Regions from separate parts of the Mus musculus genome. Here region 2 is linked to region 1. A link is a loop called in an ENCODE intact Hi-C map of the cell type or tissue named here. Cell type or tissue: left cerebral cortex. All regions are shown on one strand.

Region 1 (8,000 bases):
AATGCATATTTAAATAAATCATTAAAAAAAAAAAAAGTCCTTTGACATTCCTATTCCTGTCCCTTCTACATTTTTTTCTTCTACTTCTAGTTACTAAATGTTAGCTCTTCCTGAGAAATTGTTATTCCCACCCTCTTAGTCCATAACTAATCAGTCGCTTAACTTTTGAAGTGTTGTGTACATAATTTCCCAGTTCCTTGTCCTAGACTTCTTCCATACCACACACTACAACTAGAATAACACCGAATTGTCACAGACTTCTTCAGTTTAAAAAAACCCAAATCCTCCATTTATTTCCACATTGCCTGTAAAAACAGTTCTTTAGAATTAAAGGATTTTTTTTTTTTTTTATTTTAGACAAGGTCTCACTACATAGTCCAGGCTGCATCTCCCTCAGCCTTCCAAAAGCTGCAATGTCAGGGGTGAGGCACCACATCCAGTTTTCAAGGCTTTCAGGCCTTTTCTTCTTGGTGGTTTTCCTTATAAAACCTGAGCTAGAATGGGTTAATATATGTAAAGTGCTTAGAATCCTGACTGGCCTAGGCTTAGAACAGTATGTCTTAGCTATTATAGTAAATTGGAAGATGCTGTATATAAAACACTCATCCTCCAAAGCAAGGAAAACTTTAAAATATCAATAACTAGAATAAGGTAACTGGCATTGCCTTACTAGCAACTTACCTATCTTCCTGCCATTGAAAGAACCTGTAAACACAAGCCTGATTTACCACAAAAATAAAATTTCCAACTCAATGGGGTAATATTTCCTTCATTTGAAAACTGGCTTGGTGGTGGGAGAATACTTGCCTAGCATTCCCATAGCTCTGATCTGTTTAGCAGCACTCGGGGGCAGGGAGTACAGTAAACTACAGAGCATGTTCAAGGAAAACAAAGCCTGAAAAATATATAGATAGGTTTTACACTTAAGGCAGCTGAATCTCCAACCTGGGCAAATACTAGAATAACCTGGGAATAGTCAAGAATATTGTCATCTGGATCCCATTTAATTTATGGAATCTTTTATGGTCAAAACCTCTTTAAGATGGGGCTCAGGCACTAAAGCTTCATAGGCGATTTGACATTCCATGAACAATCAAAAGTTTCACAGGTGATACTGATGTACAACTTAGCAATCATTGATCTTGTCAAAAGAAACACTGTGCTGGAGTCTGGACATCTGTATGCTTTTGAAAAAAGAATACCCATCCACTGCTTTATGAAGAATATGTGTTTATGAGTGGCCTTCTAAAAACAACCTTCCCAAAGCGCCAACCCTTGGAGTTTAAGGCTTGAAAATATATATACATCGAGGTCATATAAACATGTGTCTTTTTTATCTGACTAATATAAGGATCAAAACAGAGTGACTTATATAAATATATACTTAGCTATGTGCAATATTTACAACTTAGATTTTACAACTGAAAAACCACATTGAACCTGTAAAGATGAAAAAGTTGGCAATTTGTGGTTATAATTTCAAAAATGTCAAAAACGGTTTTACCTCAAACATTTTATAATAAATAGCACCGCACACAGTACCATCCCCAAAGTATTACTCCTCACTGGCTTACTTTATCCCAACAATTAGGGGTATCCAAGGTCAGAGGAACCCAAGAACTTGGACACAGCACTTTTTAAGGGACAGCGGGGACTGATGGAAAGCTTGGGTCTTCAAAACCTTACAGCAAAGCCCCCTTTACCCTCCAGTCCTGAGACAGCAAATCCTGTAATTCTCCTTCGTCGTCACTGTCCACATTCTCCTCTTCCTTTTTCTGAAGTTCTTTTATGGTCAAAACCTCTTTAAGTTTGTTTTTTATTTCATCCTGGCGATTCCGCAGCTTTTCCACTCGGCGGTAACATTCTATCTGCTCATCAATCTCTCCAATCTGCCGGTCCAACCGTCCCTCCTCATCCTCTTCAGCAACGATCGCTTCAGAGATAGTGTTGACTTGCCTCATAGCCTTTTGAAACTCGTCCCACTCTTTGTCCATCTGATCCTTTGGGGCATCCACCTTCCGGACCTTTGCATCTACCTCAGGGTCGTCGAAGAACCCTTCTGGTAATGCTTCGGCGGTGTTCTCTCTTCTTTCCACCACTTTTTCATGTATTTCTGCTTTCTCAATGGACCCTGAATGAGGAACTAAGGGGGCCTTGGGAGGATTTGTATTAAACGGATCGTTTGGCAGCACATTGCTTGTTGTCTCCCTCGGAGAGGCAAGCGAGTGTTCTTTGCCCTGTGCATCCGGAAGATGCTTGCTGCTGTCCCTTCTTTCTTCTCCACCTCCCTCTTCTTCCTCCTCTTCCTCATCGTCATAATCAGGCAGTAAACCGAGTCCAGGTTTACTGGGGGCCGCCCTAGCGGCATCCAAGTTGGCGGACGAGGCTGAGGTGGAGGGCTGTACCTGAGGTCCCGCGGAGGCCTTGGCTTTCTTGGCGTCTTGGCTCTCCACATCCGTCGCTCTCCTCTTGGTGGCCTGAGGTACAGTGCCGGTCGACGGGCCCTGGGTTGCTCCTTTGGCGCCTTTCAGCTCCGCTACTCTCTCCCGGTGCTGCTTTCCCAGAACATGGGTCTGCCACAGGAGCTCGCTCTTGACCGGGGTGTTACACAGTGCGCAGCTCAGCTGCCCCAGACGGTTGTACTTGGCGAATGGAGATTCGATCCTCTTCCGGTTGGTGCTCAGGCGCTGCTTCTCCCTCATCAAGCGCCTCAGTTCTTCCTGATTCACCACTCGCTTCCCAGCCGGAGTCCGAGTAGAGGTGGAGGACGCCATGTTTGCGCCCAGGACTCAGGCGAGTCTAGCTTCCGAGGCGTGATAGCGTCACTTCCTGTTATGGCGCCGATTGGCCCACACTCAGGAGTGTGGGCGTGGCGCCAGGGTTCGGAGTCGGCAAGTTTGGGGCTGGACTGTTGAACCATGGCTGCGATCAAAATCGCTAACCCTGGCGCTGAAGTGACCCGGAGCCAAGCGGCCTTGGCTGTGAACATCTGCGCCGCCCGTGGGCTGCAGGATGTGCTGCGTCCCACCTTGGGTCCTAAGGGCGCGCTAAAAATGTGAGATGCCGCTAGAGTGTGCGGGGTGTCGCGGCTCACTCTGATTCTGATGCTGATCAGTGAAAACCTGTGAGCAATGCTGCGACATTTAGACACCCGGTTTCCTCTCTCTCACTCCTGCTCTTAGGATTCTCTAGCCGAGGAAGAGAGCGCCTCCCCGAAGAAAAGACTCCGTCAATAGAAACTGTTAGCCTTGTGCGCGCGCTCAGCAGACGTTGGGCTGCAGCTCCGCCGCAGGCAGTATTGTTTTGACGTGGTGGAGTGGTACTGGCTTTGGAGCTAGGCAGGCATAGGTTCAAATTCAAGTTCCATTATCTTCCAGCAGTTGGGACTCTCCGCACCTACAGTTCTTCATGTTTAGTCATCCATTTGGACATATGTTTATTTAGCACCATTGTTTTACGAAGAAAGAAGAGTAGGGGAGATCAAAAGGTCTCTTGGGAAAGAGACACCCTGAGAGGAATGAGCAAAGTAGCGTTTATAGTAAACGAGTCCACTTAACACTAGATGCTGGAAAAACAGATGGGATAGTTTCTGTCCTTTCCTTTAAAAACCTGATTTATATTTACGTGTGCACATCTGTCTGAGTTTATGTGCATCAGGTGTGAGCAGATGCCCCCAGAGGTCAGAGGGTGACAGATCCCTAGAACTCGAGTTATAGGCAGTTGTAAGCCATTTGATATGGGTGCTGGAGACCAAGCTCAGATCCTCTTCAAAAACAATAAGTGCTTTTTAACTGCTGAGCCATCTCTCTAGCCTTTGAGATGGTATCCTTAAAGTGACATGGCAGTGACAGGTATGTCAATTATATAGAGATGCAAATGATTTTACAGAGGAAAGGGCCCAATTACCGATGATTGAAGGAAAATCCTCTCAGATATCAGGGGATGTTTGATCAGAGTTGTAGAAGAATGAGTGACAGGAATCAAGACCTCCTAGTGGTGTAAATCCACCAGAAATAAACATTATAATGCATTAAGGGAACAGAAAGACCTACTGTGGGAATAATGGTGGATGGAACAGGAGAGTTTGGAAAAGGCCAAGTATGTTACTGATAAATTACCTGGATTTTTATCTTGAAGATGGTAGAGAATGTAACATCTTTGAAGGATTGGTGATCAGGAAACTGAATCCCATTGCCTTTTAGAAAGATGTAGCATGGAGGGTTGATTCAAATTAGGAGACAAGATGCTGTCTAAGCAGTCTAGGAAGGATAACAATTAAATTGGAGAGAGATGTCCAAAGGCATTTTAATTGTAGAATTGACTAAGCTTGGTGATTTAATAAATGCAAGGCACTAGACAACTAAATTCAGTGGCTGAATCATGACATTCACCAAGATAAAAACCTACAGAAATTTGTAGATTTGTACTCTGTTTCATACTTTTAAAAAAATATTTATTTTTATCATGTATACAATGTTCTACTTGCATGTATGCCTGCATGCCAGAAGAGGGCACCAGATCTCATTATAGATGGTTGTGAGCCACCATGTGGTTGCTAGCAATTGAACTCAGGTCCTATGGAAGAGCAGCCAGTGCTCTTAACCTCTGAGCCATCTCTCCAGCCCTGTTTTATACTTTTCATTAGCCAACATGTATAACTCATCAGCTCGTGTTTAAACCATAAATGCTCTGTTTGGAATGAAATTACTGTAAGGTCATCCGGGAGAACTAATCCCATGAGACGCAAGTGGCAGTCACTACCACATGTCACCACGTGGCTCAGTGTAGCGTTTCCAAGCCCAGTCAACTGTTTTTAGGACCATAAATGGCAAGAACTCGGGAGGGTTTGTTGATTCTTGGCTTGTGTAGTTAAGCACCATTGTCCTTTTTACAGGCTTGTTTCTGGGGCAGGTGACATCAAACTCACCAAAGACGGCAATGTACTGCTTCATGAGATGGTGAGCCAATGCTCTTTGTCATTTTCTTTTCTCAGACAGGAGCTGCCTATGTAGCCCTGGCTGGCCGCAAATTCACAATTTCCTCTCCCCTTCTTGCCTGCCTCAGCTTCCTGAGTGTTGGATTCAGGTATTAGATGCAGTGCCGAGCTGCTGCTGGCTATGATAAATTGTATAAGCTTTAATTAAGAACATGGCACATGGGCTGGGAATGCAGCTCAGGGATAGAGCACTTCCCCAGCATGTGCAGGACTCTAGGTTCAACATTGGGGTGGGGAAGGTACACTCTGAAAGTTCGTTTGTTTGTTTGTTTATTGCAGGCCGGAGAGATGACTTAGTGATTAAGAGCTGTTTTCCCAGAGAACTTGGGATCAATTTCCAGAACCCATATGGGAGGCCACAACTCTGTACTCCAGTTCCTCACATAAGCATACATTCAGGCAAAACACCGATGCACATAAATTAAAGAAAAAAAATTTTTAGCTGGGCTTGATGGTATATGCCTTTAAACCCAGCACTCCAGAGGCAGAGACAGGCAGATCTCTGAGTTTAGGACTATCCTGTTCTACAGATCAACTTCCAGAACAGCCAGGGCTACACAGAGAAACCTTGTCTTGAAAAATATATATATATATATTTTTTTTTTGCAATGCTAGAGATTGAGTGATGCACCCTCATATACTGGGCAAGTGCTCTTTACCACTAAGCTACACCTTCAACCTTACCCCCCTCCCCCATCTATCTATTTATCTATCTATCTATCTATCTATCCATGTATATATATATATATTTATTTCATGTATGTGGGTATACTGTTGCTGTCTTCAGACACACCAGAAGAGGGCTTCAGATCTCATGGTTGTGAGCCACCATGTGATTGCTGGGAAATAAACTCAGGACCTCTGGAAGAGCAGTCAGTGCTCTTAGCCGCTGAGCCATCTCTCCAGCCCACAATTTATATTTTTAAGGATTTTATTGATTTTTAAATTTCATATGTATGAGGGTCTATCTTTATGAATGTATGCTACATGTATGCTGGTACCTGCAGAGGCCAGAAAAGGGTTTCAGGTTCCCTGGAGCTGGACTTTGAGCCACTTCTGGGTGCTGGGAACCAAACTCCACTTCCTGGAAGAACAGAACATACTCTTAATGGCTAAGCTGTCTCTCTAACCCAACTTTTTTTTTTTTTAATTAAAGGCCTTCCCCAAGACCACCTGACCACAATTTGTATTTTTAAGGCTGCCAGCTAAATACTGCAGTCTTGAGATATGGCTGTTGGATTAAACCTCAACAGAATGATTTTTGCAGTTTTCAAATGTTTATAGATTCTGATAGCTTAGGGAGACTTACAAATTAATAACATCTTTTCCAGAGCACTTCATTATAGTCTCTGTAATCATGCAAAAAGAAAAAGTCCTCTACGGTGTTCATAAATATATTCCTCTTAGAGATTGAAGGGCTTAATCTCTTCTTGGAAATGTCATTGCATTTTGAAGCAAAGACTTTCATACAATGTTCAAACCTCATTAATTCTCAACTTTAAAACTTTGGATTTGACATTTACTAAATGTTGATAATGCAGACCTTGTAAGTGCGCAGCATGACGTTTGCTTGTTAATTTTACTATTGTCCCTTGGGCTGCCTTGGATTCAGTGGCTTTCCGCATCATAGTTTCTGTCTTTAAATTTGCTGTTTACCTTTTCCAGCAAATTCAACACCCAACGGCTTCCATCATTGCAAAAGTGGCAGCAGCCCAAGACCATGTCACAGGGGATGGCACTACCTCAAATGTCCTGATCATTGGAGAGTTGCTAAAGCAAGCTGATCTTTACATTTCTGAGGTATTAAACATTCACACAAAGCAAGTTTTTTAAATTTAATTTTAGAGGATGAGAACTAATTTTAATTAAGATAACCTTAGGCAGTTGTAAATGGAAAGTGCTTTTTATTTTTTGCCAAAGTAATGGCTTTTATTGCAATTATATACTTTTAAAAATATAAAATATTTAATGATATATAGAAAGGTTAAAGAGAAAGCTCCCGTGTACCCATGAATCCTGCTTAGAAAAGAAAATGTAACTAATAAAAGTTGAAACAAAATGTTGTTCCTTTAAAAATAATGGGAAAGATGATTGGAGGGTTTTCACTTTGTGTCTTTTTTCTTTTCTTTTCTTAAGATTTATTTATTTTATGTATGTGAGTAGCTGTTGCTGTCCTGTCTTCAGACATACTAGAAGATGGCATCTGATCCCATTACAGATGGTTGTGAGCAACCATGTGGTTGCTGGGAATTGAATTCAGGACCTCTGAAAGAGCAGTCAGTGTTCTTAAACACTGAGCCATCTCTCCAGCCCCACTTTGTGGGTTTTTCTAGTCCCTGTTTCCTAAAGCACTTAGCCGAATCCTCTCTTCATCAGCCTGTGAAGCCATCATTCACATTTCTTTGTACTGTTGTTTAATTGTATTCTTCTCTCGACATTATCCGTCTTTTCTATAATTATTTGAGTTTTCTGTCTTCCTCAGAGACTATCTAAGAAACATAACCTTGTTGAAGTGGAGATTCTGGCTTCTTCGTGTTTGAGAATTATCTATTCAGTGTCTGTAACTTACCTCATTTAGATTTGGACTTAAATCATGGAAACAACTAAAATTCTCTTACCTATACAGAAATCAGTCATCATCTTACATAAGAAAATAGTGTATAGTCTGTGACTGGGGAATTTAAAAGTTCAACCAGCCATCAAGTACATAGGTCCTTTTGATCTCTTAACTCTTTTGCCCATAATAAGGCTTCATCCTAAAATGGATCTTGAAGGTAAGACCATCAGAGGAAGCCAGTGTGACTCAGCAGGTGTGGGTAAGATAAAGACATTCCTCCAGCTATAGCATTTTAATCCTCCCCTGGGCCAACCTTAGTCTTACACACATTTTAAACTGAATACCATTGTCAGGGGAATTGATTAGGCTAATTTAGATCCCACTGGTTGAGTTAGGGTTAGTGTTCCTCTGAAACACAGGTGAACGATGGACACCTCGCAAGGACTA
Region 2 (8,000 bases), 530 kb after region 1:
AGTAGCCAATATGTTGCCCATGTTGAGGTCCTGTGTTGGCCCTTGCACCATGCTGGGTGCCTTACAGGTATGTTCTTCTAGCTTTTGGGGCACCCCTCACAGCACTGCACAAGGTTATGATAACCCATTTTACATACAAGAACTTGGAGGATCAGAGAGTTCATGTGTTGCCTTAGTTATTCAACTTGCCAATGGGGGTGGGGTGGGGGGAGCATGATTGGAACCCATGCATTTCTGATCCCAATAAAGGCTCTTTTGTATTATCCAGCTATACTGGCTAACTCTCAGTATCTGGTTCCAGGCTTTATGGAGAGAGAGTCTCCTACCTGCCAGCCACCTCCTTCTAGTCACACCTCTGCCCCAAAGCGTTGGTGTTTTTAATGGCACTGACTGACTCGAGGTTCAGAGGGAAGGTTTCAGAGTTTCCACACTGAGGAGAAAGAAGTGGGTAGAGGTTGACCAGCAATGACACTCTCAGGAGGGTGGGGACAGGAAAGAGTCACCAGCAGGAAGAGACACTGGTCTGTCCCCACCCCCACGTCACCCTTACCTAGAGCGAGCAGGTGTCCAAAGTTGACTTTACTCTGTTCCTCAGCCTTAGCTCTGACCCTCAGCTTGCCTTCTGGGCTGTCACTCAAGGGCTCACATCATTTCCTGTCCCTGCTGCTGGGTAGTTAATGCAGGTGTTCCTTTTACTGGGTCAGGGTGAAGTTGAATAAAGTGTGTAGAACTGAACAGTTCTGATCCCATCCCTCCCGGGGCCTCATCACTCTGGGGTCCTGTGCCGTGTGATGGGAACCCCACGTGGTCAGTCAAAACCTTGGTCCCTTCTCTGAGCACCCTACCTGCTCCCTTCTATGGCTCTGCTGTGTGAGGACCAGGCTTCCAGGCTTCCCCACTGGGCTTTTCAAGTCCTGGTCTGCAATATATTAGCAATGCCACACAAACATGGGCATGACGTGGGTTTATGTGGCCAGGCATCCCTCTTGTTCCCCTTCACTGCTGTGCGATGCCTATGTCCTGGCCAGCCCACCGTCTGGGGTAGAGGATAGGAGCTCCAGCTCCATCCTCTAAAGTAGTGGTCCTCAGTCTTCCTAATGCTGCAACTCTAATATAGCTCCTCACATCATGGTGACCCCCAACCACAAAAACCATACAATTATTTTTGTTGCTCCTTCATAGCTATAATTTTGCTTCTTGTTATGAGTCCTAATGTAAACAATATGTTTTCTGGTGGTCTTAAGCCACCCCTAGGATAGAGTTATTTGATCCTCTCCAAGGGACTGTGAGCTCTCTCAAGTGAGAGAGGCTGAGAGGATCTCTCAAGTGGTTGAGAACCACTGCTTTAGTGGGGGGGGGGGGGACGGGGCTGCTTAGCTACTGTGGCCCAGTGGATAATTGCACAGCTGAATTTAGATCAGTTCCAAGTCAGCTTGGTTGAATATACCCTAGATACCAAATACTCATTGATACAAACCACTGGGGACTTGTGGTTGTTTTGTATCAGCAGCCAACTGATAAATAGTCATGTGCATAGTGTGCCCTCATAGCTCCCACAGTCATGCACATAGTGTGCCCTCCCAGCTCCTCAGTAAAACCTCTTTTCACTTCAAGTTTATTAACCTGGAAACAAATGAGCATCCCCTTCCCTGTCAGGCAGGATGCATGCAGAAGTTTGAATTTCTGTCTTCGAGGAGCTTTGCCTCGGCGAAACAGGGAAGCAAACATGAGTGTAAACAAGGAAGTTGTTGAAGGTGTCCTGGAGGAAAAGTTCCCTGAGGCAGGCCTTGGAGGAGGTAGCAGCAGCCAAGACAGGAAGTACAGCCTGGATGGACCTGGGAGCGCAAAGTGAGGGTGATGTGTTCAGAGGCAAAGCCCAGGTCTAGCCTTGACATTTCGAAAGCTCCTACCAAATGTTGCTTGCTTGTTTGTTTAAAAGGCGTTGGCCAGGCACTTGATGAACTGGGACACTCCATTAAATGGAAAAGTGGCCTAAGATGTGATAAAACTCAAAGAAACTGAAGGGATAAAAGACTCCCCGTGTTACTGCCGAGGCAATAAACAGCTTAATCCAGGCCCGCCAAGGCGCAAAGGTAATTACACACCCACACCTGCTCCTGAAGCCAGGCCAGGTCCAGAGCGGCCCCAGCCGAGCTGGAGGGGATGCAAAGTGGAAGGAGCCTCAGTTTGGGTCTTTCTGACTGGCACAACCCTCACTCCACTGTCCCTGCCTTCTCCTGAGACACAGACCTCCTGGTTTCTCCTGCTCTCTGGCTGTTCCAATTGCTGCTCACTTTATGCAGGGCGGGGTGTGAGTGTAAGTGTGTGTGTGTGTGTGTGTGTGTGTGTGTGTGTGTGTGGTGGTTTGTGGAGGTGAGAGAGAAAGGTGGTATTGGGACCTCATGGCGGACAACAGGGCCATCTCTCAGGACTTACTCCGCACCCCCCCACCCCCTCTAGGACTGAGGAGCCTAGCCCCAGTGTGTGATTTCAGAGTTAATCTGTCTGCACTAATTAAATATTGATGGCTGTTAAATATTCATGGGGCGTTTTAGCTGGCAGGTTTGATGTCTCCAGGCTCTGCTGCTGCTGGCCGCAGCTCCAAGGATGCAATCTTTTTGGCTGGTCACTCTGTGTGCCCCACCTTCCCCCCATTGTTGCTGGCCACAGCTTGGACCTCCCTTGTTATATGTTCTGTTTTGGTCCCCAGACACCAGGGTCCATTTCCCTGCATGTCTTGGGTAGTCACTACTGAAGCCTTGGGAGATGGGCTTCAGCTTTGGTTGTAGGGTGGCTGGGGATGGACAGAGGGAGAATGTAGACTCGAGTGTGGCAGGCTCGGAGGCTGCAGAGAAATCAGACAGACAGGGACTCTCTCCAGTGAGAGTCTGTTCTCCGTAAGGGACTGAAAATGTCGGGAGATGAAGCCAGACACAGCTCCATCCGCAAGGTGTAGATCCCGGGGGAACAGCCATTGAAAGGGCTGAGGTACACCCTGACAGAGATCCCAGGACACCTTACCAGAGCACGATTCAGGCAAGCTTCTGAGTGAAGGCTGGGCGTTAGCTGAGTCAGTAGAAGGTACCTTGCATAGAAGACCTCTGTCAAGGGACCTGCATGATGAACGAGCACCTGGGCTTGCTGGGCAGGTGGCTCAGTGATCTGATATTATCGCTACTGTTTCCAGTTCTGAAACAAAGTTACAGAGGCTTTGAGAGACTCTTCTGTCATCTCACTGGAATTGAAGTTCAAAGCTGGGATTTAAGCCTCACTTTTGGGTGCAGAGTTTGCCTTCTCACAAATAACAGGGCCAGCAAATACCTTTTTCTAGCCCCATTTTTTTTTTTCCAATCAGGATTTTGTGATTCTGTCGTCTGGTTTGAATGGCAGAGGCCACTTCTTGGAGGAGGATGCTTGCATGAGAAAACCTGTCTATCCCATCATGCAGTTCTCCTTAGCTGACTCAGCTCAGAACTTGCTGTTACTCCTTCATCTTCCCACAACCATCTAACAGACATCATGCACCATGCTCTAGGGCTGCAGAATCAAAGGAGACTAAACCCTCACTCATTCCCTGGAGGCTACCACTGGAGAATTAAGAAAAACAATGAATGAGAAAGAGAAGTATTATCCACCCTTCCACCCACCCACCTTTGCATGTACTCATCATGTGTCTACCTGCTCACCCATCCATGTAGCCACCATAGCCACCATCCATCTATCTATTCACCCATATGTCTATGTACATCTAACCCCTACCTGTCCATGATTATCTATCAATTTATCCATTTGTTTGTTGTTCCTTCCTTCCATCCATCCATCCATCCTTCAATCTTTCCATCCTTCCTCCCACCCACCCATTCATCTTGCTATAACTGCTATGGGGGTGAAGGCCAAGTAGGATGGAGTGGGAGACAGACAGCTCAGGAAGGGTCTTGCTGGATGGGTTCTTGTGCATTTATTTAGACTGTGAGATTCAGGAAGTGGGAGTGAGGGTTGGGGAGAGATAAAGGGATACAGGGTATTGAGAAAAGAGGGAAAGGTATTCAGGTGGGTGAGACGCTCAGCCATGGAATAAGTGTCTGGCCTGATTGGAGTTGAAGGGGACACAGTAGATGGGGCTGGGGTTTCTGGAGAAGTTATGAGAGAGCAGTGGTAGAGGTAACCCTGTGCTCTTCTTACAAGATCTGTGGCTTTTGTAGAGAAAAGATGGAGGCTCTGGGTGGCCTCTGGAATAGAGAGATGGCAAGACCTGACTCATCATTGTTTTAACAGTATTGCCCTGGATGTGCTGAGAATGGACAAAGGAACAGCAAGGAATCCTAGAGTCAGGCAGAACTTGGGCCCTGGCGTTGACTGAGCATTGGCTCTGCCTGGAGCTTGCATGGTGCTTTTGGCAGGCCTTGTCTGCCCTCTAGTGGTTATAACTAGTAATGCATCTAGTGGAGCTTTTCAGATTTCTTAAGGCCCATTCTGTGGATCTATTAAGCAGATAGTTTTCTCTACTGTGTGCTGGGTACTGACAGGCTCAGAAAATAATTAAACACCCTCACAAAAGCCAATGCCTAGTAGAATTTTCCTTCTACTAGGAAGGAAAAGACCTCCCAATCCAACTTTAAGGCACTGGTCCTCAGTTGGTGTGGTGTGCAAGATGCCAGGAGATTTCAGCTGTTAACTGGATGGGCTTGCTACCTACATGCAGTGCATAGAATCCTGAATGCATCAGGGCATCTCCTGGGGCAAAGAGCATCCCCCAGCCTCAATGTACCCTCTGGTCCCAGCATCAGTGAGTGTGGAAGTTGAGGGGACCTACTCCAAGACTCTGTATCAGGCGTTATGGCAGAAGTGATGAGAAAAACATTAGGCTGCAGAGGTGGAGTTACTGAAAGTGACTCACTTATTCCTTCCCAGGGCTGTGGGTCTCAACCTGCCATGAAGGGAGAAAAGGGATTTTCCAGGTGGAGAAAGAACAGATGTAGCCAAGGAAGCCGGCTTGGCTGGTTGACCATGGACTCCCAGGATGTCTGCATAGGTTGTGCCTGAGGCAGCCCAGTGTACACACAGTGTCTATGTAATGATTCTCTGAATCTTCTCTGTAATATACCCTGGTCATGATAACAGTCCAGGGCTTTTTCTAGACAGGTCCAGCAGTTCAATGTGGCTGGAATGAAGGGAGATGCAGCCGGTGGTGAGGACAGAGTGTGGCTGGGTGTCAGCTTGGGGACATCGGGGTTTGCCGGTAGTTGTCAGCAGGGGATGGCATCAGTTACTGAGACAGGGTGTCCCTTCCTGCAGTCTCCTGAGGACTCCAGACTCGGGTCAAGGTAGAAGAGGATCAGGGCTCCAGGTAGTGGTGAAGAGAGATATGAATTCTTCCCATCCAGGCCGAGAGCCCCAGAGGTGATTTGTCTCTCTCAGTCTTGCACAGGCCTTTCTTCAGCCAGAATGAATAACTGAATTGTGTGTGTGATGGGGGAGGGTTAGGGAAACTGGGGTTCAAATTGAACTTGGCCATGGGCCTGCTGCCTCCACTCACTCTGGCTCTGGGTTCTGTTTGTATCCCAAAAACACATGGGGCAGGTTGTCTCGAAGGGACTTTCCAGCCTTACCTCTATTCTTGATCTGCTCTGAGAAGTGAATCATGTCTCCAGGGAGCCTTGAGGAGGGACCAGTTAGTGGGGACTGTTTCTAGGACGAAGATTATTGATCCTCTTGTAGAAGACAGTCCTTAGCACATGAATCATTAAGACTAGAGACCCCTCCCGAACATCACTACTGGGAGCTTTGACAGCCTCAGAAAGCCGTTATCTGAGGCCCCTGCTTGCCAGGCTGAGTTTCTGGAAAGCAGGAAACAGTCTGTGTGTAGAGACAGCAGAAAGGGCAGAGCCCAGAGCCATCAGGGAGCGGCTGTCCTGCTATTTACAGATGGCTTAACCAAGTGGGCAGAGACGATGGCAGATGGGATGAGACAAGACACAGAGAGGAGGGGGCTCTAACAAGGCAGCCTCCCAGCTGCATGTAGCGATTCTTAGCTCCGAAAGTGGGTCTCCACAGGCAGGCAAGAGTGCCTTTGCAACAGTGTATTTGAGGACAGAGCAGTAGCCTCATTTGGCAAGGGTGAACTGTGTAGCAGGATAGACACTGTGTGCTGACACCTGTTACAACCAGCTTCCTAGGCATCTCTTCTGATATTTTCTCTTCCTATCAGCAGGCACAGATACAAAGCTACACACCACATGTACACAGGAACCACATTACACACACACACACACACACACACACACACACACACACACACACACACACCATACTTTCCATACTACACACACCTCACACCATGTACACACCCCATGCCACACAGACAAACCACCTAAACATACACACAAACCATGCCACACTGGTTCAGAGATGCAAATGATTTAAACTAGCTGCTGCAGGGAACATCTGGGAGCAGATTTGATTGCCTGGTCAAAGTCTCCTGTCTTTTCATGGACAGAAGGGAGTGGTACCCTCTCATCTGTCTCTTATTTCAGAAATTTGCCCCGGGGTGTCTCTTTTTCCATCTACCACCAGCAATGAACACCATCGCTTTATAAACATAGTACTCAGCTTGCCTCTGAGCACTAGAACCTGAATTAGATCCCCAGCACCCAAGTAAAGAAAAATCTGCTGGCTATGGTGGCTTCACGTATAACCCCTGCACCAGGAAGGCAGAGGACAGGACGTGATGGCCAGTCCATCGAGCTTAATTGGCAAACTCAGGGTTCTTGCAGAGAAGCACCCAAGGTTATCCTCTGACCTCTTCATATGAATGAGCACACGTGCACCTACAACTGTACACACATGTGTACCCGTGTGTATATGGACACATAAACATGCACACACACACAAACCATGTTATGTACCACACACGCAATCCATGCTACCAACCACATACATACACAAAACACACAACACATCATGCACACACACCTCACACCACATATACCACTCACATAAAGACACATACAAAATACACTACACATACAAAACATACCACATCCCCCCATATACACACCCTCACATCATACTTACAGACATCTTATACCCCCCATAAAACACACACACACACACACACACACACACACACACACACACACACACACACAGAGGAAATAGGTTAGAAAACTCAGCCAAGAGCAGAAAGTGACATCACCCTGCTCCCAGATGCTCATTTCTGGATGCATTTACTGCCTTGGTCTGTCCTGTCTCTAATTCTTTTCTTCCCTTCTCACACAGCTGAGTTTATACTGACTGCACAGTTTCACGCCCTGCTTTCATTCACACTATCACGACTATTTTCCATGCTATTACACACACTTTGTAAACGCTATGCTGAAGGCGGCTACGGAGCCAGGCTTGACGGCTGTACATTTAGATTCTCTGCAATTTCTCGTGGCTCCACGGGACGCCTCAGAAAGCAGATTCATGGGAGATGCTATCATGCTTAGCTCAGTTCCTCAGGCTGGAGCATCAGGAGATCCTCATATATTGTACAGAGGGTCTCGTGGTTGGCTGGCCCATGGTGGATACAGCCTCGAGGTCCCTGGGAAGAGGGCCAGACATCCCCTGCACTCTCTCTACATTCTTCCTCAAAGACTTTGCACACCGGTGTGCATGCGTGTGTGATATGTGCATGCATGTGCACACATATATGTGTGTCCTATATGTGCATGTATGTGTGCAAGCCCTTGTAGAAACTGGAGGAGGATGTCTGATGTCCTGCTCTATCAGGCTCTGTTTTATGTCCCCGAGACAGGGTTTCTCACTGAACCCAAAGCTATGCTGGTGACCAGCAGGTCTCAGGGATCCTTTTGACTTGGCCCCAGCAGTGCTGGGTCACAGGAGTGTGTGTAGCCTGGTCTGGGCATTTTCACATGCAAGCTGGGATCTGAACTCAGGCTTTCATGTTTATGCAGCAAGCACCGCTTCCCCACTGATCCATCCTTCCAGCTGCCCCT

The links. A loop is a pair of places that touch in the nucleus more often than their neighbours do. Peaks named below come from ENCODE experiments on the same cell type or tissue, not always from the same donor. Only the 100,000 strongest peaks of a DNase experiment are listed, where the experiment ranks them.
Region 2: it touches region 1 in a loop (7-fold over the local background); 5 of 42 quality-filtered maps call a loop at or near these places.

What each region holds. Positions count from the first base shown.
Region 1 is chr11:82,759,146-82,767,145 of GRCm38, reverse strand. Cct6b (chaperonin containing Tcp1, subunit 6b (zeta)) reads left to right here and starts at 2,825. Exons shown (of 14, transcript NM_009839.3): 1 at 2,825-3,055; 2 at 4,895-4,958; 3 at 6,662-6,796. The coding sequence starts at 2,919. Zfp830 (zinc finger protein 830) reads right to left here and starts at 2,801. Exons shown (of 1, transcript NM_025884.4): 1 at 1-2,801. The coding sequence starts at 2,774. The coding sequence ends at 1,683. In left cerebral cortex, a CTCF peak has its summit at 4,516 (motif pointing right); DNase peaks (open chromatin) are centred at 2,828 and 3,127; H3K4me3 peaks cover 2,214 bases; H3K27ac peaks cover 1,106 bases.
Region 2 is chr11:82,232,141-82,240,140 of GRCm38, reverse strand. No RefSeq gene overlaps it. Among named protein-coding and RNA genes, the nearest start is that of Ccl1, 56 kb to the right of the region's middle. In left cerebral cortex, a CTCF peak has its summit at 4,425 (motif pointing left); a DNase peak (open chromatin) is centred at 4,401.